2 separate regions of the Homo sapiens genome follow, and region 2 is linked to region 1. A link is an interaction called in ENCODE POLR2A ChIA-PET data of the cell type or tissue named here. Cell type or tissue: GM12878. All regions are shown on one strand. Each heading gives the region's core, and the rest is flanking DNA. Links, peaks and the distances in the headings are about the cores only.

Evidence for each region. ChIA-PET counts read pairs that join two places held together with the same protein. Peaks named below come from ENCODE experiments on the same cell type or tissue, not always from the same donor. Only the 100,000 strongest peaks of a DNase experiment are listed, where the experiment ranks them.
Region 2: POLR2A ChIA-PET joins it to region 1 with 5 read pairs; 4 of 35 experiments call an interaction of 5 or more read pairs at or near these places.

What each region holds. Positions count from the first base shown.
Region 1 is chr19:7,317,080-7,333,876 of GRCh38, forward strand. No RefSeq gene overlaps it. Among named protein-coding and RNA genes, the nearest start is that of ARHGEF18, 23 kb to the right of the region's middle. RefSeq lists an enhancer at 16,728-16,797. In GM12878, for the core only: CTCF peaks have their summits at 9,181 (motif pointing left) and 11,760; no DNase peak of the experiment used is centred there.
Region 2 is chr19:7,239,066-7,255,862 of GRCh38, forward strand. The region is part of intron 2 of INSR (insulin receptor); the gene reads right to left. Among named protein-coding and RNA genes, the nearest start is that of INSR, 47 kb to the right of the region's middle. In GM12878, for the core only: no CTCF peak of the experiment used is centred there; no DNase peak of the experiment used is centred there; H3K27ac peaks cover 771 bases.

The DNA.
Region 1 (16,797 bases), core at 7,609-12,608:
CTGAGTAGCTGGGATTACAGGAATCTGCCACCATGCCTTGCTAATTTTTGTATTTTTAGTAGAGACGGGATTTCACCATGTTGGCCAGGCTGGTATTGAACTCCTGACCTCAAATGATCCTCCTGCCTCAGCCTCCCAAACTGCTGGGATCACAGGTGCCCACCACCACAGCCAGTTATTTTTTGTATATTTAGTAGAGGCAGGGTTTCACCATGTTGGCCAGGCTGGTCTCAAACTCCTGACCTCAAGTGATCCACCCACCTCAGCCTCCCAAAGTGCTGGGATTACAGCAGGCATGAGCCACAGCACCCGGCCATCCTAACCATCTTTTTTTTTTTTTTTTTTTTGAGTTGGAGTCTTGCTCTGTCACCCAGTCTGGAGTGCAGTGGTGCGATCTCAGCTCACTGCAACCTCTACCTCCCGGGTTCAAGCGATTCTCCTCCCTCAGCTTCCCAAGTAGCTGGGACTACAGGTGTGCACCACCATGCCCAGCTAATTTTTGTATTTTTTAGTAGACATGGGGTTTCACTACATGTTGCCCAGGCTGGTCTCGAGCTCCTGACCTCAGGTGATCTGCCTGCCTCGGCCTCCCAAAGTACTGAGATTATAGTCATGAGCACCACGCCCAGCCATCCTAATCATTGTGTGTGTGTTTGTGTGTATGTGTGTGTGACAAAGTTTTGCCCTTGTTGCCCAGGCTGGAGTGCCATGGCGCGATCTTGGCTCGCTGCAACCTCCACCTCCCGGGTTCAAGGGATTCTCCTGCGTCTGCCTCCTGAGTAGCTAGGATTACAGGCACCCGCCACCATGCCCAGCTATTTTTTGTATTTTTAGTAGAGACAGGTTTTCACCATGTTGGCCAGGCTGGTCTCGATCTCCTGACATCAGGTGATCCACACACCTTGGCCTCCCAAAGTGCTGGGATTATAGGTGTGAGGCACCGCGCCCGGCCATCCTGACCATTTTTAAGTGCATAGCTGAGTGGCATTGAATACATTCACCTGGTTGAGTGACCATCACCACCATCCATCTCCAGAACTTTCACACCTTCCCAAACTGAAACTCTTCCCATGAAACATTCACTCCCCACCCCCACTCCCCAGCCCCTGGCACCCTCTATCCTACTTTCTCTCTCTATGAATCTGACAACTCTAGGAATCTCATATGAGTGGGATGATACAGGATTTGTCCTTTGGAGACTGGCTAATTTCACTGAGCTATGACGTCCTCAAGATTTATCCACATTGTAGCATGTGTCAGAATTTCTTTCTTTTTTATGGCTAAATAATATTCCACTGTATGGATATACCACGTTGTTTTTATCCATTCATCTGTTGATGGACACTTGGGTTGCTTCCACCTCTTGGCTGTTGTGAATAGTGCTGCTATGAACATGGGTGTGCAAATATCTCTTTGATAGTCTAATTTAAACTCCTTGGGATATATACACATAAGTGGGATTGCTGGATCATAGGATGATTCTATTTACTTTTTTGAGGAAACGCCATACTGTTTTGCACAGTGGCTGCACCATTTTGCATTCCCACCAATAATGGGAATTTCCAACTTCTTCACATCTTCCCCCACACTTCTTATTTTCTAATATATATCATATATATATAATCATATATACAGTGTTATTATATTAGCATATTCGATCATATATAGTGTTATTAGTCACATAGATTATATATATATTTTTTATTTGTGTAAATTTACTGGGTACAAGTGCTATCTTTGTTTTTGTTTTCATTTTTATTTTGAGATGGAGTCTCACTCTGTCACCCAGGCTGGAGTGCAGTGGCATGATCTCGACTGACTGCAACCTCCACATCCAGGGTTCAAGCAATCCTCCCAACCTCAGCACCACGAGTAGCTAGGATTGCAGGCATGTGCCACCATGCCTGGCTAATTTTGTATTTTTAGTAGAGACAGGGTTTCACCATGTTGGCCAGGCTGGTCTCGAACTCCTGACCTCAGGTGATCTGCCTGCCTTAGCCTCCCAAAGTGCTGGGATTACAGGCATGAGCCATCATGCTTGGCCTCCTTTTTGTTTTTGAGACAAGGTCTGGTTCTATCGCTCAGGGTGGAGTGCAGTGGCGTGATCTCAGCTCCCTGCAACCTCCGCCTTCTGGGTTCAAGTGATCCTCCCAACCTTGGCCTCCTGACTAGCTGGGACATAGGCATGTGCCACCAAGCCTGGCTAAGTTTTGTATTTTTTGTAAAGAAGGGGTCCCGCTATGTTGCCCAGGCTAGTCTTGAACTCCTGAGCTCTGATATATACCATACATATATGATATATAATATATATCAGCATATATATTTACGAGGATATATATATGCATGTATATGTGTGTGTGAGGCAATATATCATTGCATTTCCCTAATGACTAATGATGTCGAGCATCTTTTTCATGTCCTTATTGGCCATTTATACATCTTCTTTGGAGAAATGTCTATTCAAGTCCTTTGCCCAGTTTTTAGTTGGATTATTGGATTTTTGTTGTTGAATTGCAGAAGGTATCCTTATGTATTATGGATACCAACCCCTCATCAGGTATATATTTGCGAATGTTTTCTCTCATTCTGTAGGTTGCCTTTTCGCTTTGTTGATTGTGTCCTTTGACACACAAAAAATTTTAAGTTTGAAGTAATCCCATTTGTCTATTTTTGGCTTTTATTGCCCATACTTTTGTGTCATATTCTTTTTTTAATTAATTAATTTATTTTTTGAGACAGGGTCTCACTCTGTCGCCCAGGCTGGAGTGCAGTGGTGCAGTCTCGTCTCACTGCAACCTCTGCCTCCTGGATTCAAGCAATTCTCCTGCCTCAGCCTCCCAAGTAGCTGGGACTACAGGCATACGCCACCACGCTCAGCTAATTTTTTTGTATTTTTAGTAGAGACGGGGTTTCACGAACTCCTGGCCTCAAGTGATCCACCCACCTTGGCCTCCCAGAGTGCTGGGATTACAGGCGTGAGCCACCATGCCCAGCCATTTTGTGTCATATTCAATAAACCATTGCAGAAGTGAACAGAACAAACTTTTTTCAGCCTCCTAACTTTTCTATGTGCTGCTCTTCTCCCTAAAAGGTCTCTTCTTTGGCCCAGCTAACTCTTATTTGTCTATTAATGCTAACTTCTTGTGGGAAGACTTCCCTGACTATCCCTGGGCCCAAACCTTGGGTGTACACCCAGAGGAATAGAAATCATTCTATCATAAAGATACACGGAAGTGTATGTTCATTATAGCACTATTCACGATAGCAAAGACATGGAATCAACATAAATGCCCATCAACGATAGACTGGATAAAGAAAATATGGTATATGGCCGGGCACGGTGGCTCATGCCTATAATCCTAGCACTTTGAGAGGCCAAGACGGGCGGATCACCTGAGGTCAGGAGTTTGAGACAAGCCTGGCCAACATGGTAAAACCCTGTCTCTACTAAAAATACAAAAATTAGCCAGGCATGGTGGTGGGCACCTGTAATCCCAGCTGCTCAGGAGGCTGAGGTGAGATAATCGCTTGAACCTGGGAGGTGGATGTTGCAGTGAGCTGAGATCACACCATTGCACTCTAGCCTGGGCGACAAAGTGAGACTGTGTCTCAAAAAAAAAAAAAAAAATCATAATAATCCATATAACAAACTCCCATGACACAAGTTTACCTATATAACGAATCTGCACATTTTCCCCTGAACTTAAAAGTTAATTTTTTTTTTTTGAGATGGAGTCTCGTTCTGTCACCCAGGCTGGAGTGCGGTGGTGGGGTCTCGACTCACTGCAAGCTCCGCCTCCCGGGTTTAAGCGATTTTCCTGCCTCAGCCTCCCAAGTAGCTGAGATTACAGGCACCTGCCGCTATGCCCGGCTAATTTTTTGTATTTTTAGTAGAGACGCGGTTTCACCATGTTGGCCAGGCTAGTCTCAAACCCCTGACCTCGTGATCCACCCGCCTCGGCCTCCCAAAGCGCTGGGATTGCAGGCGTGAGCCACCGCACCCGGCCAAAAGTTAAAATTTTAAAAAAAGAAAAACAACAGCCAGGGGTTATGTCTCGAGACCATCCACAGGGGGATAAAAAAATGTCTTCTCTAAATTGCAACAAAAAATAGACAATCATGAACAACCCCAGTCATAAAATCATCATCTCCGTGATCACCACCAGACCATCAGCAGCCAACCAACCCCCTAAAACAGCTCCGGCTTTACAGTTCTTGGGTCTGTCTGAGAGAGACCTCAATGCATGCATGTTCCAAACCAAGAGAACCCGAAGGTCACTTCTGAAGTCACATCCTCTATCCACCCGCCAGGCAAGGCCAAAACAAACAGGAGCTGATAAGCCGGCTCTATTCTGAGTAGAGAAGGGTCAGCTTATCACCCAGCCGGCCCTGCCCTAAATGGAAAGACACGTCCCTCTCCTTGGCCCAGAGACGGGAATGTGTTCAACAGCACAGAAAAATAAAAAAATGAAAGAAAGAAATAAAATGACTCCAAGTAGAGTTCATTCCGTTAGAATGGAGTTATCCAGCCTCAGCACTGTGGATACTTGGGACTGCATAATTCTTTGCATAGGGACCATTCTATGTGCATGGGAGGACATTGAATGGCACCCCGGCCTCTACCATCCCGATTCCGATAGCAGCTACACCCCAGTTGTGACAGAGTCTCGCTCTGTCTCCAGGCTGGAGTGCAGTGGTGCGATCTCGGCTCACTGCAACCTCCACCTCCTAGGTTCAAGTGATTCTCCTGCCTCAGCCTCCCGAGTAGCTGGGATTACAGGCACGTGCCACCATGCCCAGCTCGAGAGCAGCCTGGCCAACACGGTGAAACCCCGCCTCTACTAAAAATACAAAAGTTATCTGGGCATGGTGGCGGGCGCCTTCATCCCAGCTACTTGGAGGCTGACGAACTAGAGATTCGTCATACTTTTTTGACTTTTACCCATTAATAGATCTTGCTCATTTTTCAGGAAAAGCATAGAAAACAAGACTTAGAGTGTTACTTTTAAAAATGGTATATTATTATTATTATTATTATTATTATGTAAATTACTTTTTTTGAGACAGGGTCTTGCTCTTTTGCCCAGGCTGGAGTACAGTGGTGCCATCTCGGCTCACTGCAACCTCCGCCTCCTGGGCTCAAATGATTCTCCTGCCTCACCCTCCCAAGTAGCTGGGATGACAGGCGCCCGCCACCATGCCCAGATAACTTTTGTATTTTTAGTAGAGGCGGGGTTTCACCGTGTTGGCCAGGCTGCTCTCGAGCTGGGCATGGTGGCACGTGCCTGTAATCCCAGCTACTCGGGAGGGTGAGGCAGGAGAATCATTTGAGCCCAGGAGGCGGAGGTTGCAGTGAGCCGAGATGGCACCACTGTACTCCAGCCTGGGCAAAAGAGCAAGACCCTGTCTCAAAAAAAGTAATTTACATAATAATAATAATAATAATAATAATATACCATTTTTTAAAAGTAACACTCTAAGTCTTGTTTTCTATGCAATGACATGGAAAAATGAGCAAGATCTATTAATGGGTTAAAAGTGCAAAAAAGTATAAAGCGTGATCCCATTTTCACAAAATGTGGGTATTATATATTTATTTGGGTGTAGATAAAGAACATAAGGCAATACATATGTAGTTGTCTGTGTGTGTGTTTATAGCATTCTAGGAGGATATACAAATATTCATAGTGGTTGAGATCACTACAGGAGACTTCCACGTTCTACATTTTTGTGTCATTTCTTTTTAAAATGTGTATTGCTAAGGCTGGGCATGGTGGCTTGCACCTGTAATCCTAACGCTTGGGGTGGTCGAGGTGGGCAGATCACGTGAGGCCAGGAGTTTGAGACCAGCCTGGCCAACATGGTGAAACCCTAACTCTACTAACAATACAGAAATTAGCCGGGTGTGGTGGCAGGTGCCTGTAATCCCAACTACTCGCGAGGCTGAGGCATGAGAATCACTTGAACCCAGGAGGCGGAGGTTGCGGTGAGCCGAGATCACACCACTGCACTCCAGCCTGGGCGACAGAGCGAGACTCTGTCTCAAAATATGTGTGTGTGTGTGTGTGTGTGTGTGTGTGTGTGTATAATGTGTATATATATAATGTATATATCTATATAGTATTGCTTTTTTCAATACAGCAATTTTTTAAATTTTTACTTGTGGCAAATCACACATAACATAAAATGTATCATTGTAACTATTATTCAGTGCACAGTTCAGTGGCACTAAGTGCATTCACATGGCTGTCCAGCCATCACCACTATCATCTCCAGAACGTTCTCATCTTCCCAAACTGAAACTCTGTCTCCATGAGACACTCACTCCCCATCCCCCCTCCCCAGCCCCTGGCACCCACTGTCCTACTTTCTATCTCCATGAATCTGATGACTCTAGGGACCTCATGTAAGTGGAGGAAGGGGATATTTGAAAAACCTCAGAATCATCATTAGTGATTTGCGGGTTCCAGCTATACACGGGAGATCTCAGAGAGGCAAACTAATCCTATGGAATAAAGGAGTGCCCCTTTCCATCTTCTAGAGAGATGGGAACCAGGGATGAAGATTCCAAGAATCCCGACAGAGGCCAGAAACAATGGTCATGTTCCTGAATTGATTGTTTCTTGCTTTTTGGGAAGGGAGGATGAAAGAAACCAGGCCCACCATGCCCCAGAGCCCAGGCCAATTTAGGATAGGAGTGCAGCTTCCACATGGAATCTTGGCACAATCTGGACATCCTGGGGTCCAAACCCTCTTTGTGGGCAGGGAATCAGAGGCACTGTCCCAGTTGGCATGGGGTTGGGGTGCTCTCGAGCAGCCAGAGAGACCTGGACAAGGTTTCCTGGCCAGGCATGGTGACTCACACCTGTAATCCCAGCACTTTGGGAGGCCGAGGCGGGTGGATGACTTGAGGTCAGGAGTTCGAGACCAGCCTGGCCAACATAGTGAAACCCCATCTCTACTAAAAATACAAAACATTAACCGAGTGTGGTGGTGGGCGCCTGTAATCCCAGCTACCCAAGAGGCTGAGGCAGAAGCATTGCTTGAGCCCAGGAGGTGGAGGTTGCAGTGAGCTGAGATCGCGCCACTGCACTCCAGCCTGGGTGACAAAGTGAGACTCCATCACACACACACACACACACACACAAAAAGGTTTTCTCTCTCTGAGCCTCAGTTTCAACATCTGTAAAATGGCAGTATCCTAACAGGGCCCACAAAACCACAATCTATAAAAGACTGATAATTGGCTTTCACCAAAATTCAAACTCATGCTATTCAAAAGATACCAGTGGGAAAATGAAAAAGCAAGCACAGATCGAGAAAAAATATTTGCAAAGCATGTATCCCCACAAAGGGCATGGATATTAAACACGTAAAGAACTCTTACAACTCAACAGTAAGAGGACAAATCTGGCCAGGCGTGGTGGGTCACGTCTGTAATCCCAGCACTTCAGGAGGCAGAGGTGGGAGGAACGTTTTAGCTCAGGGGTTCAAGACCAGCCAGGACAACATAACAAGACCTCATCTCTACCTCGCTCTGTCTCCAGGCTGGAGTGCAGTGGTGTGAACTTGGCTCACCACAACCTCCACCTCCTGGGTTCAAGCAATTCTCCTAACATTTAAAAAAAAATTGTTTTTAATTAGCCAGGTGTAGTAGTGCATGCCTGTAGTGCCAGCTACTCAGAAGGCTGAGGCAGGGGGATCCCTTGAGCCCAGGAGGTCGAGGCTGCCATGAGCTGTGATTGTGCCACTGCACTCCAGCCTAGGGGACAGAGCAAGACCCTGTCTCAAAAAGAAGAGGAAGAAGAAGAGGAAGAGGGACAGGAACAGGAACAGGAAGAGGAGGAGGAGGAGGAGAACAAATCTAATATTGTTGACAATCTAGTTTTTTTTAACGTGCAAAAGATTTGAACAGGCACTTCCCCAACGAAGATATAGAGATGGCAAATAAACACCCGAAAAGGTGTTTACCATCATTATTCATTAAGAAAAAACAAATTAAACCCACAATTGAGATACCACTATAAGCCTACTAGAATGGCTAAGACTAAAAATAACACTATCAACTGCTGTCAAGGATGTGGAGAAACTGGAACTCCCATACACAGCTAAGGGGAATGTACAATGATACAACCACTTTGGAAGCACTTTGGTGGTTTCTTGAGAAGTTACACACACACTTACTGTACAAATCAACCATTCCAATCTTGATTGTCGACCTATGACAGGTAAAAGTATATATCCATACAAAGATTTGCAGGTGAATACTCATAGCTCCATTTATATTCACCAACAAATAAAAGCAAATCCAATGTCCATCAACAGGAGAATAAATAAACATACTATGGTATATTTGAACAATGGAACATTATTACTTAACCATTAAAAAAGAGAATAGGCCAGGCATGGTGGCTCATGCCTGTAATCGCAGCACTTTGGGAGGCCAAGGCGGGCAGATCACTTGAGGTCAGGAGTTCAAGACCAGCCTGTTCAACATAGTGAAACCCTGTCTCTATTAAAGATACAAAAATTAGCCAGACTTGGTGGCATGCCCTTAGTCCCAGCTACTCAGGAGGCTGAGGCAGAAGAATTGCTTAAACCTGGGAGGTGGAGGTTGCAGTGAGCCAAGATCGTGCCACTGCACTCCAGCCCGGGCAACACAGTGAGACCCTGCTTCAAAAAATATGTATATATAAATTAAAAAAAGAGAACAAACTATGGACACCAACAACAGCATGGATAAATCTCAAAATCACTATGTTGAGTGAGCATACTGTATGCTCAGACAAAAATTAGCACATGCACCTTGATTCTATTTATATGAAATACTAGAAAATGCAGGCTGAAATGTAATGGCACGATCTTGGCTCACTATCACCTCCGCCTCCCGGGTTCAAGCGATTCTCTTGCCTCAGCCTCTTGAGTACCTGGGATTACAGGCATGCACCACCACAACTGGCTAATTTTTGTATCTTTAGTAGAGACGGGACTTCACCATGTTGCCCAGGCTGGTCTCAAACCCCTGAACTCAGGTGATCCGCCCGCCTCGGCCTCCCAGAGTGCTGGGATTACAGGCATGAGCCACCGCTCCCAGCCTGGTTCACTTCTCTCCAAATCCTTCATGTCCCACCTGTACCAACCTGAGGCAGCTGCCTCCTCCTTGATGGCCTAGTGTCCACTCCTGCCCCCTAGAGTCCATTCTCATCACTACAGCCACGGAATTCTCTTTGTTTTAAGTACATAATAATCCATGGGGTGCTCCTCCCATTACTGGGCTGGGAAAGCCAGGTCCTGGAGTTGGCGCTAGAAAATGGTCCCTGCCCTCTTGGAGGTTACGGTTGAATCAAACAACTACACAAATAAATATACTCTTACAAATGGAAGTCTGTACCATTCACTGGTACATTCGACCCTATCATACTGGTGCTTCTTTCTAAAACTCAGCTGGCACTCCAGTTCTCTTTTGAGTAGAAAATAAAAAAGAAAACAATTTTTAAATAAAGTAAAACACAGCTGGTCTTTCATTCCTCTGCCACTGTCAGCTATTTCAACCAAAAAGAACCTCTCCTCCTGGAAAACTCTTATTCACCCGTCAAAACCCAGCTTAAAGTTTACTTCCCTTGACCCACTTTTCTACTACATCTCAGAAAATGAGATCTTCCTTTCACTGTGATACTATGGAAGTCAATAAACCTCTGAAGCATTCAACTCAAGAAGTCCTAGAGAAATAAGCTGAGAAAGGAATTTGTCCTGGGTAACAAAAGTGGAACTTTATCCATTAAAACACATAAAAACGCTAGAATAAAGAAAAAAATTTGGGAAATAGAATTTGTTTTCTTTTTCTGTTTCTTGAATAAACTCTAGCCAGTTTATTCAAGAAACAGAAAAAGAAAACAAATTCAATTTGCCACAACAGAAAGGTGGCTATAAACGCAGATTTAGAGTTTTTTAAAATAAAAGAGTATGATATACAACTCTATGCTGAAATTTAAAAAATCTCAATGAAACTGAGCTTTCTGTAAACATGTAAATTATCAAAATTAATTCAAGAAGGAATAGAGGTACTGAATGCATAACTAAATAATGACGAAAGAAACTAAAGATATTATGAAAAATAACCTCCAAAAAGGTCAATCCCAAATGGTTTATGGAATCATTTAACCTTCAAAAGTTCAAGAAATAGATAAAGATTTCTAAGGTTTATGGACTCATTAAACTTCAAAAGTTCAAGAAATAGATAAAGATTCCTAAAATAGATGAGAAATTTCCTAATCATTCTATAAACAGCTCAATCCTGGTACAAAACCTGACTATCTACCAAAAAATTTTTAAGACCAAGTTCTCTGTCTCTCTTTCTGTCTCTCTCTCTCATAGATACACACACACACACACACACACACACACACACACACGCAGCTAATTAAATAAAACTAGGTTCACTAACTCTTTTTTTTTGAAACGGGATCTCACTCTGCTGCTGAGGCTGGAGTGCAGTGGTTCGATCGTAGCTCATAGCAGCCTCCACCTCCCGGGCTCAAGCGATCCTCCCACATCAGCCTCCCAAGTAACTGGGACTACGGGCACACACCACCATGCCCGGCTAAGGTTCACAGACTCTTTTCGATAATTCTGAAAACCTAAATGCTCTGGGCACAACAAATATTTGGCATAAATTTGGCACCAAAACTAAGTTGGTAACCAACTTCACTAAAAGTGATATTGTCTATTTATATTATTTATGACACCTATATGAATATTCATGGATTTTCTCTGCTGAAATATTAATGTGCTTGATTATGAGGTCCCCCTATATACACCATAAGTGGTGTTAGGTAGTAACACACTATATGCACTCTATTGAATATATGTGTGTATTAAAATAATAAATGATATATAATTAATAAATTATAATAAATAATTAAGAAAAATAATTAACAAAAATTATTAATAAATAATAAAACTACATCCGAGTTTATGGCCACCTTTCTGTTGTTTAGATAATTGAATTTTTCTTTTTCTGTTTCTTGAATAGACTTTATTTAAGACCCTAGAGGTCTATACCAGGAACACATGTATGAATCAATGTAGGCAGCAATGTGTTGGAACTGGCTCAGAATGGGTCACACTGGCCAATGGGCAGCATCTCTTCCCAACCTACCCTTAGTGCCATCATCTTGGGTAGCTTGAATCACCCACAGTGGAAGTATTTACACCACTGGAATTGGCAAATGCTACAAATTTGGAACTCTCTTTTTTTCCATTGGCCAGCACCTTCTTAACACTGGGAAATCTTTTAAATAAAACTCACTGTCTGTAGGTAAAAGAAAAAAAAATAGTGCTTGTTCATCTCCAAAGAAGTCAAACAGTTGTTAGATAAAATCTCTTTTTTTTTTTTTTTTGAGATGAAGTCTCACTCTGTTGCCCAGGCTGGAGTGTAATGGTACCATCTCGGCTCACTGCAAACTCCACCTTCTGGATTCAAGCGATTCTTGTGCCTCAACCTCCCAAGTAGCTGGGATTACAGGCGCGTGCTACCACGCCTGGCTAATTTTTTTTTTTTTTTAGTACAGACAGGGTTTTGCCATGTTGGCCAGGCTGGTCTCAAACTCCTGACCTTATGATCCGCCCACCTCGGCCTCCCAAAGTGCTGAGATTATAGGCATGAGCCACACTGCTCAGCCATTGTTTGATAAAATCTTTATCCATTTCTGATATAAAAGTTTAGTAAATTAGTAGTGGGAGGATATTTTTATTGTCTAGTGGGGGCAGTATAGCCCAGGTAAACACCGGAGTTCTATTGCCTGTGTTTAAATTCTGATTCTTCCACTTTCTGGTTTTTCATGGGTTCTCTGAGCCTATGCTTTCTCCTATGCACATGAAATAATATTAGTACCTACCTCTGAAGGCTATCTGCAGGAATTAAGTGAAATAATTTCTGTAAAGTGCTTAGAAAAATGCCTGACGAATATTAATAGTAAGAACCTAGTAAATGGTAGCTAGTGCTATGAATTGTTAAATATAGGAAAAGATTATATTTTCTGGATAATAAGTGGTTCTACCTCAATCACTGCATCATGTTTAACAAGGAGTCCGTGTGCAGTGGCTCATGCCTATAATCCCAGTACGTTGGGAGGCTGAGGCGGGCAGACTGCTTGAGGTCAGGAATTCGAGACCTGCCTGGGCAACATGGCGAAACCCTGTCTCTACTAAAAATACAAAAATTAGCCGGGAGTGGTGGTGTGTACCTGTAGTCACAGCTACTTGGGAGGCTGAGGCAGGAGAATGTTTTGAACTGGGGAGATGGAGGCTGCAGTGAGCTGAGATCATGCCGCTGCACTCCAGCCTGGGTGACAGACCGACACTACATCTCAAAAAAATAAAAATAAAAATAAATAACAAGGGGGCTGGGTGTGGTGGCTCACGCCTGTAATCCCAGCACTTTGGGAGGCTGAGGTGGGCAGATCTCTTGAAGTCAGGAGTTTGAGACCAGCCTGGCCAACATAGTAAAACCCCGTCTCTACTAAAAATATAAAAAAAATTAGCCAGGCATGGTGGTATGCGCCTGTAATCCCAGCTACTCAGGAGGCTGAGGCTGGAGAACCACTTGAACCCAGTAGGTGGAGGTTGCAGTGAACCAAGATCATGCCACTCCACTCCAGCCTGGGTGACAAAGCGACACTCTGTCTTAAAAAAATAATAATAAAAATAAATAACAAGGAAACACAAGCTTTCTTGTTACAATTAGGGAAGTAATATGTTGTCATTATTAGAATTTCTGATTTCATCAGTTAACATTTAGATGTCCTGACCAGCATGGTATAGCACACACACACAAAAAGAAATAGTAGTACTAAGAGAAAAGGGCCTCAGATAATTTTTATTTACCGATAATTAACCTATTTGCCCTAGAAAACCTAGCTGAAAAACTATTCAAGTTAACAGGAATTTAGAAAGACAACAAGGTACAAAATACTTAAATATTAATAGCTTTCTGATAGACTACCCATAATCAGAAAATATAATGGGGAAATGAACTATTTTATAATAGCAGCCCAAAATATGTATAAACTAGGAATAGAATTGATAATAATTGTATAAGACTTATATGAATGAAATCACAAAATTTTAAGGAATCTAAGAAACTAAACAAATAAATATTCCTGGTTGGGAAGAATATTTTGAAGCTATCACTATGATACAGACAAGAAGAGAGAGAGATTAAAAAGAAAAGAACAGAAAATCCTTAAGCAGACCCTAATATGGATAACTATTTGTATTTATAAATGAACAACTTTAAATCAGAATGCAAATAGCTACTTATTCAATAAATGGGTCTTGGACAACTGAGTAAACATTTGGAAGAAAATAACTTTGACCTTCATGTCAACCCATACAACCAAATAAATACTATATGGATAAAAAAAAAAAGTTAAGTGTAGAAAATTTCCAAAAACACGCTGCTAAAAGAATACTTACCAACGGTATAAATCACAAAGGAATAGGCTGATTAATTTGATTAGATAGAATTTTTAAGCTTCTAGGGGCCAGAAACCACGTTCAAAATGTTAGAAGAGAAAAACAAGAAAAGAATATTTGAAACATATTTGCCAAAGGACACTTTATATATAAGAAATCTTAGAAAGCAAGCTGGGAGCAGTGGTTCACACCTGTAATCCCAGCACTTTGGGAGGCCGAGGCAGGTGGATGACTTGAGGTCAGGAGTTCGAGACCAGCCTAGCCAACATGGTGAAACCCAATCTCTACTAAAAACACAAAAATTAGCCAGGCGTGATGGCTCGTGCCTGTAATTCCAGCTACTTGGGAGGCTGAGGCACGAGAATCACTCGAACCAGCCATTTCTTGTTTCCTCATTTCCAAACTCCACAAGCCTGAGACAGAAAAAGCATGCACTTTAGACTGACTACCTTGAGATTCAAATCTTGGCTCTTCCACTTTTCAGCTCTGTGACTGTGACTAGGAATCATGTTTCATCTCTCAGAGTCTCTGTTTCCTCATTGTGTTGTTGGAGGAATGATAGCAATGGATGAAATATTGAATCATGTGCCTGGACATAATTATTGCATTATTGTTGCTACTCCTACCTACCATCATAATCATCACCACCATCATTACTGTCACCATCACCATCTCCACCACTATAATCACCAACATCACCAACATCAATATCACCATCATTGTCATCACCATCATCACCATCACCATTGCCATCTCCATCATCATCATCACCATCATCATCACCACTGTCATCACCACCATCACCATTACCGTCACCATCACCATTTCCATCATTATAATCATCAACATCAATATCACCATCATTGTCATCACCATCATGATCACCACCATCATCACCACCATCATCACTATGATCACCATCATCATCTTCATTATCATCATCACCACCATCATCATATCACCATTATCATCTCCACTGCCATTATCACCATCGCCACAGTCAATATCATCATCATTGTCATCACCGCCATCATCATTACTATCACCGTCATCATCTCCATCACCATTATCACCAGCATCATCACCATCAACACCATCGTCATTATCACCATCATCATCACCACCATTATAATCATCATCAATATCACCATCACCATCATAATCACCATCATTATTACCACTGCCATTATCATAATCATTATCATCACTGTGGATTACTATCATCATCACCATCATTAACTTCATCATCACCATCATCACTATCATAATCATCAATATCATCACCATCACCATTATCACCATCACCACCACCAACATCATTATTATAATTATCATTCTTGTTGCTGTTATTATGTTCTGTCATTAAGTTCATAATGATCCAGTTTGTGATAAGATGACACACTAGTGTGGGCTGCTAGCTTACTCCCTACAAAACGAACACAGGAGAGAGAGGGAAGCAAGGCATTGAGGGATTAATATAAAAACCATGAGAAACCCTGCTGGTGAACAGGTGCATGTGTCTGGGGGGCCACAGTAGATCATAGGACAGGAGGGAGGTGGGAAAAAGGAGATTTACATTCCGTTTGTGCCTTTCCCCTTTATTGTCCTGGGAGGGTCAGTGTTTGTTCCATGTCTCAGGTGGGATTCTTTGGAAGCAGACACAGAAAAAGAGTTTTAGGTGCAAGATATTTATTAGAGGCCAACACCTATGAAAGGAAGGGAGAGGAAGCAGAATCATCAGAGAGGGAAATCACAGTGCATGGTAGATTCTCAACAAAGATGGTTGAACGAATAAATACTTGAACTAATGGAGTTATATGCCCAGAGTGGGGCAGTTAACTTCCATTTCTTCCTTCCATGAAGGTTTTTTTAGGTGTGCACTTAATAATAAATAATAGTGAATATCATTTGAGTGCACACACACCAGACACTGTTTTCTAAGTACTTTACATGGGTTTGCTCTGAAGTAGGAATGATTATCATTGGCCAGGCGCAGTGACTCACACCTGTAATCCCAGCTCTTTGGGAGGCCAAGGTGGGTGGATCACTTGAGTCCAGGAGTTCAAGACCAGCCTGGCCAACATGGTGAAAAAATACAAAAAAATAGCCAGGCAGGGTGGTACATGCCTGTAATCCCAGCTACTTGAGAGGCTGAGGCACAAGAATCGCTTAAACCCAGGGAGTGGAGTTTGCAGTGAGCCAAGGTCGAGCCACTGCACTCCAGCCTGGGCAACAGAGCGAGACTCTGTCTCAAAAAAAAAAAAAGGCTGGGTGCAGTGGCTCACGCCTATAATCCCAGCACTTTGGGAGGCCAAGAAGGGCAGATCACTTGAGGTCAGGAGTTCAAGACCAGCCTGGCCAACATGGTGAAACCCTGTCTCTACTAAAAATACAAAAATTTAGCTAGGCGTGGTGGCATATGCCTGTAATTCCAGCTACTCGGGAGGCTGAGGCGAATGGCATGAACCCGGGAGGCAGAGCTTGCAGTGAGCTGAGATCGCCCCACTGCACTCCAGCCTGGGCGACAGAGCGAGACTCCCTCTCAAAAAAAAAGAAAAAAAAGAAAGAAATTAGCCAGGCATGGTGGCTCATGCCTATAATCCCAGCTACTCAGGAGGCTGGGGCAGGAGAATCACTTGAACCTGGGAGGTGGAGGTTATAGTGAGCTGAGATCACGCCATTGCACTTCAGCCTGGGCAACAAGAGCCAGACTCTGTTTAAAAAAAAAAAAATATCATCATACCCAGTGAATACATCAGACAAAGGAGGCACAGATGTTAAGCAACTTTCCCACATGAGTGGTAAGTAGAGGAGCATGGAACGTGGCTGGAAATAAACTGGACAGGTTCCTGATTGTACAAGTTTCCGTTCCAGCTGCAGAGAGAGAACAATGAATAAATCCCAGTAACAATGAATAAAGTCAAGAAGTGTCATGAGAGTAGAATAAAGAAAGTAGAGGGGTGGGGGGCATGTGGAGGGAGGCCTGCCTGAGGTGACTTGTGACTTCAAGTCTAGAGAATGAGAAGGGGCCATCCGTGAAGATCCCGGAAGCAGAGGGGACCTGGAAGAGAGAACGCTGAGCAGAGAGAACAGCATGTGCAAAGTCCCGGAGGCTGGAGAGAGGTCTGTCTGAAGGACGAAAAGGCAGCCTGTGTGTTCGATTTGTTGGGAGGAAGATATAAAGCAGTGTTCATAACTTCTTAGTCCTGGGCCTGGCACTCAGCCCACACTGACTAAATGCAACAATTGTTACAACTTCATTCTAAGAGGTGGGCGCCTCCGTAGCTGCCCTCTGGGGCTAAGCTTTGGGAAGTCCCCTAG
Region 2 (16,797 bases), core at 5,910-10,909, 80 kb before region 1:
AAGATATCCAAACATCAGCATCTCAAAGAGATTTAAAAAGATGGATGCTTATTAGTCTAACTGGGTTTCTATCTGGCCACAATTTCAAGTGAGAAAAGCAAAGCAAAGCACAATTGAAATGCTGGGTAAAGAAATGCAATGACAGCAGCAAAGCATTTCCGACACTTCAATCCCTTGTGCACCTCTTTGTGACGTTGCCAATGCAGAGTCCCTGAAGAAAAAGGCCCAGCCCCCCCACCCCAAAACAGCTCCCAGGGAAAGAGGAGGAAGAGGTAGGAAGACATGGCTAAGAAGCATACAGAGAGATTCCCAGTCTTACCAGGAATCAGGGAGATGCAAAAGAATACCATAGGATACCAATTTCCATGCACTGGAATTAACATAATTTTCCTGCAGCCTTGCCCACATTTGACATATACCTTAATGCATCACTGGTGAAACTGTCACAGCCACCTTGGAGACCATTCGGGGAGTATATACTAGATCTAAAAATGCACATACTCCATTCCCTGTGACTTCAATTCTGAACATCAATCCTAGAAAACCATTCACAAATGGGTAGGAGGAGATGGACACCAAGATGTTCATTGCAGCATTGTTTATAAAAGAAACAAACCGGAAACAATCTCAATGCCTCCCACTAGGGGAGCTGGTGAGTAGCATGTGGCTTATTCATACAAGATACTATGTAGCACTTAAAAGAATGAACTAGCAATACTGAATCAAGAGGCATAAACTTAAAGAACATAGTGGCTGAGAGGAAAAAAAAAAGCATTTGGCTTAAGAACTCATGCAGCAGGTGTAGCAATTGGAATCACAATCACAAAAATATCATATGTGTGCATGGTGAGGAAGATCGCAGAGTTTTTTGTTTTTTGGTTTTTTTTGAGACGGAGTCTCACTCTGTCGCCCAGGCTGGAGTGCAGTGGCGCCATCTCAGCTCACTGCAAGCTCTCGCGGAGTATTTTTAAAGACTAGATCCATTACAGCAGGACCAGCCACGTGTGGCCAGTCAGAACTGAAATGTGCTTTACGTGCAAAATACACAATGGCTTCCTAAGGGATAGTACTACTTAGCTTCCCAATATATGCAGATATTTAGAATACTCAAAAGTGTATTACAATATAAATGGCAGTGTTTAACACCAGTGAACTGTATACTGAAAAATAAATAAGATGGCAAATTTTATGATGTATATTTTATTACAGCAGCGAAAGATTTAAAGAAAGATTTATGCCAGGCGTGGTGGCTCATGCCTGTAATCCCAGCACTTTGGGAGGCTGAGGCAGGTGGATTACCTGAAGTCGGGAGTTTGAGACCAGCCAGGCCAACATGGTGAAACCCCATCTCTACAAAAATACATAAATTAGCCAGGCGTGGTGGTGCACACCTGTAATCTGAGCCACTAGAGAGCAGAATTGCTTGAGGCAAGGCGGAGGTTGCAGTAAGCCAAGATTGCGCCATTGCACTCCAGCCAGGGTGACAAGAGTGAAACTCGTTGTCAAATACAAATAAATAAATAAATAGATTTAAAGAACAACTGAAGATAACCCAAAATCCAAAATCTTAAATGCTCCAAAATTTCCTGGCCCGAAAATCCAAAATCCTAAATGCTCCAAAATTCAACTTTTTGAGCGCCGACATGATAGCAGTGGAAGAAAATTCCATTCCTGACCTCTTGTGACAGGTCACAGTCAGGGCGGTGAAAACCTTGTTTCCCGCACAATATTACTGAAAATATTGTATACAATTACCTCCAGGCTATGTGTATAAGATGTACATGAAACATAAATGAATTTAACGTTTAGACCTCGTTCTCAGCCCCACAGTATCTCATTACATATACGCACATATTCTAAAATCCCAAGTGGGAAACACTTCTGGTCCCAAGCATTTTGAATAAGGGATACTGAACCTGTATCTGGCATTGACGTGTGTACAAGGTTATGTGTCAAAATACATGCAGGGCTGGAAGTTTATGTACCAAACCTAAGAGAGTTGTTACCTCTGGGAAGAAGGGAGGAGAATATAGCAAGGGAAGATGACAAAGAGAACTCCAACTGTATCTTACATTTTATTACTTTCACTTATTCACTTTTTATTTTATTTTGTTTTTTTTTTTTTTTTTAAGAGATGAGGCCTTGCCCTGTTGTCCAGGCTGGAGTGCAGTGGTGTGATCGTAGCTCACTGCAGCCTCCAACTCCTGGGCTCAAATGATCCTCCCACTTTAGCCTCGTGAGTAGCCAGAACTACAAGAACATGCCGCCACCCCCGGCTAAATTTTTTTAAATTTTTGGTAGAGATGGGGTCTTGCTATATTGCCCAGGCGGGTGGATCACTGGAGGTCAGGAGTTCGAGACCAGCCTGCCAACATGGTGAAACCCCGTCTCTACAAAAATACAAAACTTTGCCAGGCATAGTGGCGTGCACCTATAATCCCAGCTACTTGGGAGGCTGAGGCAGGAGAATCACTTGAACCCGGGAGGCAGAGGTTGCAGTGAGCTGAGATCGTGCCAGTGCACTCCAGCCTGGGCGACAGAGCGAGACTGTCTCAAAAATAATAAAATAAAAATAAATCAGCTGGGCATGGTGGCACATGCCTGTGATCCCAGCACTTGGCAGTATCCGGAGACATTTTTGGTTGTCATGACTTGGGGTTGCTACTGGTATTGAGTGGAGGCCAGGGATGCTACTAAGCTTCCTGTAATGTACAGGGCAGTCCCCACCACGGAGAGGGGTTCAGCCCAGAATGCTAACACTGTTGAGGCTGAGAAACCCTGCCTAAACTCATTAAATTTAAAAAAAGAAGAAAACAAGCCAGGCACAGTGGCTCATGCCTGTGCACTCTGGAAGGCCGCAGTAGGAGGATCACTGGACGTCAGGAGTTCGGGACTGGCCAACATGGTGAAACCCCGTCTCTACTAAAAGTACAAAAATTAGCCAGGTATGGTGGTATGCACCTGTAATCCCAGCTGCTTAGGAGGCTGAGGCAGGAGAATTGCTTTGAACTCAGGAGGCAGAAATTGCAGTGAGCCAAGATCATGCCACTGCACTCTAGCCTGGGTGACAGAGTGAGACTCTTGTCTCAAAAAAAAAAAAAGAAGAAGGAGGAGGAGAAGGAGAAGGAAAAGGAGAAAGAGAAGGAGAAGGAGGCAAGCCAGATGTGGTGGTGTGTTCCTGTAGCCCCAGCTACTTGGGAGGCTGAAGCTTGAGGATCCCTTTAGCCCAGGAGTTTGAGGCTGTGGTGTACTATGGCTGTTTCTGAATAGCCACTGTACTGGGCAACATGGTACACATCTTTTTAAACATTCTTTCTAAAAACAGCAAATTTCATTTTATGTGTGACTTTTACTATAAATAAAAATGTTTTTAAAATAATAAAAGTTCAGCCGGGTGTGGTGGCTCATGCCTGTATTCCCAGCATTTGAAAGGCTGAGGAGGAGGGCAGATCACTTGAGGTCAGGAGTTCGAGACCAGCCTGGCCAACATGGTGAAACCCCGTCTCTACTAAAAACACAAAAATTAGCCAGGTGTGGTGTGGGCGCCTGTAATCCCAGCTACTCAGGAGGCTGAGACAAGAGAATTGCTTGAACCCGGGAGGTGGAGGTTACAGTGAGCCAAGATCGCACCACTGCTCTCCAGCCTGGGTGACACAGCGAGACTGCCTCAAAAAAAAAAAAAAAAAAAACAGCTACAACTCTGCAACTCTGGTGTAATATCATGAAACCAAAAATATTTGCATGTTGTGTACCACAGAAGCTATTTATAAATGAAAATTTTGGCCTAAAAAAAAAGAAAGAAAAGGAATCCAAATCAGAACTCCTCTAAAAAAGCAGTACCCTGTTTTCAGTGTTGGGCTACTGCTAAAGCAGAGAAAAATGAGGTTTTGGGAAGCGGGACAGATTCTTAGAGCCATGTTAGCAAAATTACCAAACCCCATCCCCCCAACACAGACACACACACCACTCTTAGTCTTGAACAATAAAGACATACAAGGAGCACAGACTCCAGATGGCAGACTAAAAAAACATTATTAGATTTCCAATGAAAACTTTTGCTGTAGTGGTTCTAACGTGACACAGCCCTACAAAAATAAAGATGAATCACGGCCCATTTCGAAGGAGAGGTCTGACTGCCTTACGTCACAGCCAGTCACACACTGTTTTGGTTTTTTTTTTTTTTTTTTTTTTTTTTTTTGAGATGCAGTCTAGCTCTACTGCCCAGGCTGGAGTGCAGTGGTGCGATCTCGGCTCACTGCAACCTCCGCTTCCTGGGTTCAAGTGATTCTCCTGCCTCAGCTTCCCGAGTAGCTGGGATTACAGGCGTGCGCCACCACACCTGGCTAATTTTTGTATTTTTAGTAGAGACGGGGTTTCACCATGTTGGCCAGGCTGGTCTCGAACCCCTGACCTCCAGTGATCTACCTGCCTCAGCCTCCCAAAGTGCTGGGATTACAGGCATGAGCCACCGCACCTGGCCTAAATTTTTTCTTAAGTTATCAAAGAATTGCTTCCCCCCAAAAGTTATGGCACCATAAAATTTGTCAATGAATACTCAGTTACCTGCTATTTCATTTTATGTGGCTAGAACACAATAAATAATCCAAACTGATGAAGACATTGCAAAATAAAACCAACCAAAAACATAGCCCAATTTCACTCATGAACACAGATGGCAAGAATTCAGAAAACGAAACAAAGCAAACCTAGCAAATCGAATTCAACGTTATGCTGAAAGAATAATTCATCACAACCAAGTAGGTTTTACCACAGGAAAGCAAGGATGATTTTATATTAGGAAATCTATTAAACATAGATGTCGGATAATACCATTGTTAAATATTTAATGTTAGTCTAGAAGCCCTGGTCAATAGAATAAGATTTAAAACCGAAACAAGAGGTATGATTTTAGACATAATTTTTTTCATGCTTCCAGAACTGAGCAGACATAATTTTTTTAAATGACCATAATTTGTAGAGGACGAAATTGCACACAATGAATAAAACAATTTAAAAACCTACCAATCAATTTCACTAAAGTATCTGGATTCAGGGTAAATATGCTATTCATAGTAGCCATAACTAACACAACAAAACTCTGTGATACAGAAATCAGGAACCATCGTCACAAAAATAATACAGGATAAAGATGAAGAAAGGACAATATAAAAGATTTGAACAAATTGGCTGGGCGCAGTGGCTCATGCCTGTCATCCCAGCACTTTGGGAGGCCGAAGTGGGCAGATGACTTGAGGCCAGGAATTCGAGACCAGCCTGGCCAACATGGTGAAACCCCGTCTCTACTAAAAATACAAAAATTAGCCGGGCATGGTGGTGTGTGCCTATAATCCCAGCTACTCAGGAGGCTGAGGCACAAGAATTGTTTGAACTTGGGAGGCAGAGGTTGCAGTGAGCCGAGATCGTGCCACTACTCTCCAGCCTGGGTGACAGGGCGAGACTCTGTCTCAAAAAGAAAAAAAAAGATTTGAGCAAATGGAAAAGGAGATCCCATACCTGCCCGGAAAGGAAAAATACGAAAGTATTGATTTCTTAATTTATGGATTTTAACCCATTTTTCCATTTGTCCCAAGAATAATCTATTCTCTAATCCTAATGTAACATTATAGACATTTCTGTTACATTAAGATTAGAGACAAGTTCTGTTTAGAAATAACTCCAAGAACCGTTTTATATTTTCTCATATTGAAAATCAGTCAGATTTGCTTCAGCCTCAAAGAACATGTTTATGTAAAATTAAAGGAGTGCTGGCAGCGAGCTGCACTTTTTTTCCTCTGGGAAATGGGTTATGTTTTTAATTAAATTTTTAAATCAATATCTCAATGGGTTTTTTTGTTTTTGTTTTTGCTTTTTTTTTTTTTTTTTTTTTCAAGATGGAGTCTCGCTCTGTCGCCCAGGCTGGAGTGCAGTGGCATGATCTCGGCTCACTGCAAGCTCCGCCTCCCAAGTTCACGCCATTCTCCTGCCTCAGCCTCCCGAGTAGCTGGGACTACAGGTGCCCACCACCATGCCCGGCTAATTTTTTTGTATTTTTAGTAGAGACAGGGTTTTACCGTGTTAGCCAGGATGGTCTCGATCTCCTGACCTCGTGATCCACCTGCCTCGGCCTCCCCAAGTGCTGGGATTACAGGCGTGAGCCACCGCGCCCAGCCCTCAATGGGTTTTATATGAGAGTGAGAGGAGGGAAATATTTAGTTCAACCAGAAAAGGAAACACTCTTCTAAAAGGTGTAATAGGGAAAAAACTAGATTTGCCACTTTATAAAGCATGTTCTTACCAGGCATGAGCTTGTAGTCCCAGCAACTTGGAGGCTAAGGAGGATCACTTGCACCCAGGAGTTTGAGTCCAGCCTAGGCAACACAGTGAGCCCCCATTCTTTTTTTGAAGACAGAATCTCGCTCTGTCACCCAGACTCAAGTGCAGTGGCACAATCTCGGCTCATTGAACCTCCACCTCCCAAGTTCAAGCAACTCTCCTGTCTCAGGTTCCCAAGTAGCTGGGACTACAGGCATGTGCCACCATGCCCGGCTAATTTTTGTATTTATAGTAGCGGGGTTTCACTGTGTTGGCCAGGCTGGTCTCGAACTCCTGACTTCAAGTGATCCAGCCACCTCGGCCTCCCAAAATGCTGGGATTGCAGGCATGAGCCACCACGCCCAGCCGAGCCCCACTTCTTTAAAAACAAAACGACAACAAAAACAAAACTAAAAAAACACATATTCTAAATCTATAAACAGTATGGTACTGGGATAAGATTAAGACACAGAGGACTTGAAATAGAATTGATATCCCAAAAGCAAATTCATGGTTTTGGTTGAATTTAATACCTGATGAAGAAAACATCAAGAATTACTGGGGAAGGAATTGGTTATTCAACAAGTGGAATTCATAAAGTTAAATTCCTACTCAAAAAAAAATCATTTAATGTCCTCAGTCACACCATACACAGTCCTGATGTCCAATTGAGCTCCAAATTCTGATTAAAATGTTATTGTACTCATGAACCTAAAATAAGAGGTTTTTAAAAAAATGTTTTATGAGCCCCACTGTTTCCCACTCCAGGGTTCTTTGGCAGATGGCAAACAGGGCCACAAATTCTTCCTCTTCCATCAACAGGTAAAGACTATATTCTCCCTTTCCCTCCCAGCTCACCTTAGCCAATGGGATGTTAGCACACAAGATGCAAACAGAAACTCAAAAGGCACTTTTGTACTGGAAATTGATCTCTTGCCACTCTTGGAACGCTGAGACTATCATGTAATCTAAGCCCAAACTAGCCAACTGGAGGATGAGCAGCTACAGGGAAGAAAACCAAGGCCTCCCAGCTGACAGCCAGCACCAACCACCAGACATGTGAGTGAGGCCATGCTAGACCATCCAGCTACCAGACAACCCACTGGTTGATCCCAGACATGAGAGAGAAAAGAGCCTGTGTTTGTGGTCAGCTGGTGGGTCTAAACAAGAAAACTTGCCCAGCGACCCAAAGAATCATGAGCTAAGTACATGATTGTTGATTAAGCCATTACGTTTCAGAGTAGTTTGTTACACAGCAAAAGTTAGCTGATAAAAGTTCCATGATTGAACGTGGATACAACAAGTTCCCAGTTTTATGTTTCAGGGTGGTTTGTTACACAGCAAAACTAGCTGATACAAGCTCCATGATTGAACTTGGATACAACAAGTTCTAAGTTCTATGTTTCAGGGTGGTTTGTTACACAGCAAAAATTAGCTGATACAAACTCCATGACTGAACTTGGATACAACAAGTTCCAAGTTGTATGTTTCAGGGTGGTTTGTTACACAGCAAAAGCTAGCTGATACAAGCTCCATGAATGAACTTGGATACAAGTTCCTAGTTCTATGTTTCAGAGTGGTTTGCTACACAGGAAAAGCTAGCTGATACAAGCTCCATGATTAAACTTGAATATAAATTCCAAGGTCTGTGTTTCAGAGTGGTTTGCTACACAGCAAAAGCTAGCTGATTCAAGCTGAGAGCCCTGTGTTGCCCCAGTTAACACACTGCCCCCACCTCATGGCTTAAGTGAATCCAAATAGATTCCCATTACTGGCATTCATGTGTTGACTGAGACACTCAGTGCTGAGCCAGGAAGACAAACTCAGGCTGGGGTTCTCTCCCACGGCCCCTTCCCCATCCTTAATCCACTTCCTCCAAACCCACACCCATTTTACTCCACTTAAGCTGCAATGCACTGTTCTCTGTTCCCAGAGAGGAGAAGCCAGGAAGGAGCTGACACATTCCTCATTCTTGGTGACCCACAGACAAGACACTCTGAGCCCCGGTCAACACACCTACTCCTTCCTTGTTCCTCTTCTCGATTAGATGTACCTATAATAGCCTCTTTGTTGTGATCAACTTTCCCAAGCCACTCCTTCCTCTCTATTCCAGGGACTCTCAAGGGGTGGAGAGGTTGAAAAAACATTCAACGGTATATTTTATATTTAGAGGAAAAAAGAACAAACTCCAAGTAGGGAAGAGGAACTGGATTTTTATTTTTATCGAAAGAGGGGATATACCAGTTCAAAGCTGAGGAAAACCTTGGAGACTGGTTCCCTTATCATGTCCTCATGATAGAAGAAAAAACAGACATTCAGAAAAGCTAGACAATTTGCCCAAGGTCACAAAACAGATATAGGCTTCAAATGCAGGCCTGTCTGACTCCAGAACAATCTTTCATCATGGAATGAAAAGTTCTAAGGCAGAGGTACCCAATACAAGTTTTTGCAGTGATAGCAACATTGTCTGTCTGCATTGTCTAAATATGGTGAGTACAACTGAGGGACAAATATCTAATTTTAATGAATTTCTACTTAAATTGCCACATGTGGCTGTGGCTGGCAGAGCTACCTTAGTGGACAGCGTCATTCTAGAATTTCACTAAGTTGGTTCTATATCACTACCAAAAGCAGGACCCAGACAGGTGCAGTGGCTCATGCCTATAATTCCAGAACTTTGGGAAGCCAAGGCAGGAGGATCACTTGAGCCCAGGAGTTCAAGACCAACCTGGGCAACACAGCAAGACTCCATCTTTTATTTTTTATTTTTTATTTTTTTATTTTTGGAGACAGGGTCTCGCTCTGTCACCCAGGCTGGAGTGCAGTGGCATGATCTTGGCTCACTGCAGCCTCAACCTCCCAGGCTCAAGCAATCCTCCCACCTCAGTCCCCCAGGTAGCTGGGACTACAGGCGTGCACCACCGCGCCTGGCTAATTTTGCAAAAATATTTTTTAAAAATTAGTCAGGCACGGTGGTTCATGCCTGTAGTGCCAGCTACTTGGGAGGCTGAGGTGGGAGGATCACTTAAGCCTGAGAGGTTGAGGCTTCAGTGAGGTGTGATTACATCACTGCACTCCAGCCTGGGCGACAGAGGGAGACCCCATCTCAAAAAAAAAAAAAAAAAAAAAAAGCATGACCCTCAACATACATACCCACCCACCCAGAAGAAGTGGCAACTGAAAGATTTCAGAAAGACTTTAAGGGACAAATAGCATGAGGAAAATGAAGTTATGAGTAAACCTGGGAAAGCCCTTCATAAATATTCTAATGTCCTCTAAAATACAGTAGACAACCCACGCCATTCGACACTTAACTGAGTTAGCAAGAACAAGTTCTGAAGAATGGATTATCCTGGACTATTCCCGGTTGGCCAGAATTTTTTTTTTTTTTTTTTTTTGAGACGGAGTCTCACTCTGTTGCCCAGGCTGGAGTGCAGTGGCGTGATCTTGGCTCACTGCAAACTCTGCCTCCCAGGTTCAAGCGATGGTCTCCTGCCTCAGCCTCCCACGTAGCTGGGACTACAGGCATGCGCCACCACGCCCAGCTAATTAAGTATTTTTAGTAGAGACAGGGTTTCTCCATGTTGATCAGGCTGGTCTCGAACTCCCCACCTCAGATGATCCGCCCACCTCGGCCTCCCAAAATGCTGGGATTACAGGCGTGAGTTACTGCGCCCATGTCCCCCAGTATCTTTTGAAGCCATCCTTTCAAAACTAAAAGTCTGTGAAGAATTACACTTTCCTCTGAACTACATTGACAAATTTAAGACCATCCTCTAACTTTTTTCCTGCATCAAATTCATCCTTCCCTGGGAACCTCTTTCCTTTCAGAGGTTCAGCTATCGCTCTCCCCGTGACATCTGTGATGACGTCTTCTGCCCATTCCATCTTCTTTACCACCAGGAATCCTAAGGTAAACCTCTTGCTTTTTTTCTCACCCCAGTAAAATTCCTTTGCAAATAACCTTCATACCTTTCTCGCTTATAAAAATAATTTTCTTAGCAAAACTTGCCTTCGTCAAGAACACAAAGTTTTGTTATGAAGTTCGGTCTGTGCCCTGTTTGTCAGACACTAAAAAAAGGGAGGCCCGTCGGCACCGTTTTACCGCAGAACCGAATTCCCAGATGGAACCTCATATAGCTTTATCACTCAAGTATGGATCTCTAGACAAATATTTAGTCTGGCCCATTTTTAAAAAATGGGTACACCTGTAATCCCATTGAATTGGGGGAGGCTAGTGTGCCAGAACTGCTTGAGCCCTGGAGTTCAAGACCAGCCTGGGCAATATAGTGAGACTCCATCTGTACAAAAAATAAATTAAAAAAAAATTAGCGGCTGGGCGCGGTGGCTCACGCCTGTAATCCCAGCACTTTGGGAGGCCAAGGAGGGTGGATCACGAGGTCAGGAGATCGAGACCATCCTGGCTAACAGGGTGAAACCCCGTCTCTACTAAAAATACAAAAAATTAGCCGGGCGTGGTGGCAGGTGCCTGTAGTCCCAGCTACTCAGGAGGCTGAGGCAGGAGAATCACTTGAGCCCAAGAGGTGGAGGTTACAGACAGCTGAGATCGCACCACTGCACTCCAACCTGGGCAACAGAGCCAGACTCTGTCTCAAAAAAAAATAAAATAAAATAACTGGGCATGGTGACAGGGGCCTGTAGTCCCAACTACTCTGGAGGCTGAGGTGGGAGGATGGCTTGAGACCAGGAGTTCCAGACTGCTGTTAGCTATGATCATGCTACTGCACTCCAGCCTGGGTGACAGAGCAAGACCCTGTCGAAAGAAAAGAAAGAAAGAAAAGAGAGGGAAAGGAAAGGAAAGGAGAAAAGAAAGAGAGAGGGAGGGAAAAGAAGGAAAGGAAGAAAAGGGAAGAGAGGGGATGGGAAGGAGGAGAGGGGAAGGAGGGGAGGAGAAGAAGGGGAGGGGAGGGGAGAAAAATGAAAGGAAGAGAGAGAAAAAGAAAGAGGAGGGAGAAAGGGAAAGAGGAAGGAGGAGGGAGAGAGGAAGGGAGAGAAGGAAGGGAGGTAAGAAATAAAAAGAAAGCAAGGAAGAAAGAAGAAAAGAAAGAAGAAAGAAAAGGAAGAAAAGAAAGAAAGAAAAGAAAGAGAAGGAAGGAAGGAAAGAGAGAAGGATAAAGGGAGGAAGGGAGAGGGAGGGAGAGAAGGAAGGAAGGGAGGAAATAAAGAAAAAGGAAGGAAGGAGGGAGGGAAGGAAGGAAGGAGAGGAGGGAGGGAGGGAGGGCAGGGAGGAAGAAGATGAGAGTTCGGGCAACCGTGTTTAAAAAACGGTGTGTTTTTCTTTAAAACAAAAGAAAAAGAAAAAAAATCAAAGAACACACCACCACTCAGAGCCATGTGCAAACGAACAGCATCAAGCATGGTCGCCTTTGAAAACAGCTGACTGCAGAGAGTGCTGAAATGGTACTTGTTAAATAAAGTCAGTCCAAGAGGTAGAACCTGAGTGTGACCCTAGCTCTGAGTCTGGAGCTCAGAGGGGCAAGCAGAACTGTCCCAGGAACGTACGATCAGCAACACTCAGACTGGGGACTGCACCCCAAGCCAGAAAGCCCAGCTCTTCAACAGAGAGAAGGTAAAAGGAAAGGGATGGAGGGAGAACCTGTGGACCAGGCTTTCTGCCCCTCAGCACTATTGACATTTGGGGCTGGATCATTCTTTGTGGCTGGGCTGTCTCTGCATTGCAGGACGTTGAACGGCATCCCTGGCCTCCATCTGCTCAATGAAAGCAGTACACACACATTCCCTGGAGTTGTGACAACCAAAAAATATCTCCAGACATTGCCAAATGTCCCCTGGGAGACAAAAAAAATCACCCTCAGTTCAAAACCACTGCTAGAGACCCAAACAAACACATCAATTTATTTTATTGTGTTAATTTTTGAGCCAGGGTCTTGCTCTGTCACGCAGGCTGGAGTGCAATATGCAATCTCGGCTCATTACAGCCTCAACCTTCTGTGCTCAAGCGATCCTCCCACCTCAGCCTCCCGAGTAGCTGGGACTACAGGCATGCACCACCATGCTCGGCTAATTTTTTATTTTATTTTTAGTAGAGATGGGGTCTCACTATGTTGTCCAGGCTGGTCTCCAACTCTTGGCTTCAAGTGATCCTCCCGCCTCAGCCTCCCAAAGTGCTGAGATTACAGGCATGAGCCACCATGCCCGGCCATCAATTTTTTTTTTTAATGGGCAAAGCTAAATATTTGTCTACAGATTCACACTTGGGTGATAAAACTATACAGAAAGAAGGAAGTGATGTCTACAAAAGACAGGACAGTGACTACTCTGGGGGAAGAGGCCTGTGACTAGGATGTGGTCCGTGGCATGGCTTTTGGAGGGGGTGTTCTGGCAAAGTACTATTTCTCAACCAGAGTTAGGGATTATATGAGTGTTGACGTTAGAGTGAACCATTAGGCTATTCATTTGTTTGGTGTGGCTTTTCTGAACCTGTGGTTTTTTTATGTAATAAGATAGAATTTTTTAAAGTAAAACCAAAAAAAGAAAAGAAAAAGAAATCTTGATTCCATTAATTAAATATAGAATTACCAACTGACCCAGCGATTCCACTCCTAGGTATAACTTCGAAAGAAGTGAAAATAGCCCAGGTGCGGTGGCTCACGCCTGTAATTGTAGCACTTTGGGTGGCTGAGGTGGGTGGATCACCTGAGGTCCGGAGTTCAAGACCAGCCTGGCCAACATGGCGAAACCCTGTCTCTACTGAAAATACAAAAATTTGCCAGTGCGTAGTGGCGCACGCCTGTAATCCCAGCACTTTGGGAGGTCGAGGTGGGTGGATCACTTGAGGTCAGGAGTTCAAGACCATTCTGGCCAACATGACGAAACCCCATCTCTACTAAAAATACAAAAAAAGTAGCCAGGCGTGGTGGTGTTCACCTATAATCCCAGTTACTCAGGAGGCTGAGGCAGGAGAATCGCTTGAATCCAGGAGGTTGCAGTGAGCTGAGATCACGCCACTGCACTCCAGCCTGGGTGACAGAGCAAGACTCCATCTCAAAAAAAAAACAAATTTAAAGAAAAGGAATCTTGACCACTTTGGATCAAACCCGTCTGCTAGGTTAGTCAATTTATTTGCAAATGAGGAAACTCTTAACATCATCACCACCAATGAGGCAGCCTGGGACAAGAGCCTTGTTCACCAGCCGACGGGCTTTGCAGGTGGTCAGTAAACAACGCCGTGCTTCGCACACCGCGTGTGGACATGACTAGCTGCCAGCGCTTTAAAGCCCATCCTTATCAGACCTCCGAGTAAAAATGTTTTCCTTCCCCAGGTAAGCCCTTGGAAACACTCGGTAATAAAGCCTATTAAACAACCATTCTTTCTGGGCTACACTCAATAAGCCATGGAGTCATTAAAGATCCAAGACCCTCCTCGCCTGGGACAAAACGAGAGGCAAAGAAACTTCTAGGATAAAGAAGCCACAGCCAGGCGCGGTGGCTCACGCCTGTAATCCCAGCACCCTGGGAGGCCAAGGCGGGCAGATCACAAGGTCAAGAGATTGAGACCATCCTGGCCAACATGGTGAAACCCTGTCTCTACTAAAATACAAAAAAATTAGCCGGGCGTGGTGGCGGGCGCCTGTAGTCCCAGCTACTCAGGAGGCTGAGGCGGGGGAATCCCTTGAACCCGGGAGGCGGAGGTTGCAGCGAGCCAAGATCGTGCCACAGCACTCCAGCCTGGTGACAGAGTGAGACTCCGCCAAAAAAAAAAAATAGAAGAAGCCACAGGACCCTCTACCCCAAACCCTCTAGGTAGGTACTTGACAATGGTGGGCTTCACCTACCACATGCCCTACAGTGTAATTTTTTATTTATTTATTTGTTTATTTATTTATTTAATTATTTGATACGAGGTTTTGCTTTTGTCACCCAGGCTGGAGTGCAGTGACGTGATCTCGACTCACTGCAACCTCCACCTCCCGGGTTCAAGCAATCCTCCTGCCTCAGCCCCCCGAGTAGCTGGGATTACAGGTTCCAACCACCAGCCCGGCTTATTTTTGTATTTTTAGTAGAGACGGGGTTTCACCACGTTGGCCAGGCTGGTCTCGAACTCCTGACCTCAAGTGATCTGCCCGCCTCAGCCTCCCCGAGTGCTGGGATTACAGGCGTGTGCCTGGCCCCTCCAGTGCAAATTTGATGATCATGCTAAGTCCAGTGTGTTGAAAGACTTTGGTCCACTTCCCAAACCTGTGATTGGAGGAAGGTGGCCCAATCTGCAGCCACTCCTCGGGCCCCAGGATGATAGGTAACCAGGGAGCAGAGGAGAGCAATGCTTTCAACACTTTCTTGTTTGCTTCCCACTCTTGACATCATTTATGTTTAAAAATGAGCAAACGGGCCGAGTGTGGTGGCTCACGCCTGTCATCCCAACACTTTGGGAGGCTGAGGCTGGTGGATCATTTGAGGCCAGGAGTTTGAGACTAGCCTGGCCAACCTGGTGAAACCCCGTCTTCACTAAAAAATACAAAAATCAGCCGGGCGTGGTGGCATGCCCCTGTAATCCCAGCACTCAGGAGGCTGAGGTAGGAGAATCGCTTGAACCTGGGAGGCAGAGGTTGCAGTGAGCCGAGATTGTGTCACTGTGCTCCAGCCTGGGTGACAGAGCGAAACTCCATCTCAAAAAAAAAAAGAAAAAAGAAAAGAAAAGAAAAAAGGAAAAGGAAAAATGAGCAAACAGGTCGGCCTGGTGGCTGACACCTGTAATCCTAACACTTTGGGCTTCCCAAAGTGGGAGGATTGCTTGAGTCTAAGAGTTCAAGACCAGCCTGGGCAACATAGCAAAATCCCCATCTCTACAAAAAGAAAAATTTAAAAAATAAATTAGCCAGGGATGGTGGTGCGCACCTGTAGTCTTAGCTAATGGGGGAGGCTGAAGCGAGAGGGTCACTTGAGGACAGGAATTTGTGAGCTGCCTGGGAAACATAGCAAGACTCCATCTCTTTAATAAATAAGTAAATAAGTAAATAAAATTAGCTGGGCGTGGTGGCATGCACCCATAGTTCCAGCTACTGGCCAGGCTGAGGCTGGAGGATTGCTTGAGCCCAAAAGGCTGAGGCTGCAGTGAGCTATGATCGCACCACTGCACTGCAGCCTGGGTGACAGAGCAAGACCCCATCTCAAAAACAAACAAACAAACAACAAAATAAAAAAGTAGAGAGGGAAGACAGAGGAAAGGGGAGATAGGATAAGGGGTACAATCTTGAAACTCCAGCACACACATCACCTCCTTTTACTGGGAAATGCACGGTTCTATCTGACACAGGCGCATTGAGAGAAACAGATCACTGAAGGACCTGGGCTGCCAGCCTGACGCACAGGCGCTCGCTGACTTCCTTGGGTCCTCCCCGGGGCATTTCAGGTGTTCAGTCACAAAGAACAGATTTTAATTCTGACAAAGGGTCGGGTGACATGGGAAGTAACCGGTCAGTGAGTATCAGGTAGGAGGAAGGAAAAGAAAAACTTGTCAGGCCAGTCACCAAGTTAGCAGACAGCCAAAGGGAAAGCCGCCTTTCCATTACGATGGATTTTAACTCTACCCGCCTTCTTCCCAAAAGGATTGGGCCAAAAGGTCAGTTTCAACTGATAGCCCTCAGCCTCCCCCGGCCCCCCTCCCCGGTCCCCGCACCCACCCGCTCCAGGAAGCCAGGCAATGGTGGGAATTGTAAATTCGTTATCTTCACCACTCAAGATTTAGACAGCATCATCTCTGGGGCAGCCAAGTGACCACACGGTCAACTGGTCTACCATCTTTCAGCGCAGCCTTGAACCCACCAAAACACTTTCTGCCCACCCATCAGCTTATCTAACCTGATAGTTACTTTGACTTCCTCCCTGACTCAGCAAGGACTTCGGGGACGCAACAAAAAGCCTGGCTCAGCAAGGCTGTCCACTCAGTATTGGTGGAAACAGCCCCTCCTAAACACAGCCCCTGTGTGACCTTCATGACGGCATTGGAGCCCATAAGGACCCTGCACTGGTCCAAGCCTCCCTTCCCGGCATGAGGCACCCTCTTCACTCTTGCCCACAAAACGCCTCTTGGCCTTCTCTTTGCCATTTCATCCACCCGAATACCCTTCCCTCTCACCCTGTCTTTTCTTTTTTTTTTTTTTTCTTGTCTTGTCTTTTCTCTTTCTTTCTTTCTTTCTTTCCTTCCTTCCTTCCTTCTGTTTTTGTTTGTTTGTTTTTGAGACAGGGTCTCACTCTGTTACCCAGGCTGGGGTACAGTGGTGTAATCATAGCTCATTGCAGCCTCAAAGTCCCAGGCTCAAGCGATCCTCCCACCTCAGACTCCTGAGTAGCTGGGACTATAGGCACACAGCACCATGCTTGGCTAATTTTTTAAAATTTTTTGTAGAGATGGGGTCTTGCTATGTTGCCCAGGCTGAGCTCGAATTCTAGGTTCAAGTGATCCTCCTGCCTCGGCCTCCCAAAGTGCTGGGTTTACAGGTATGA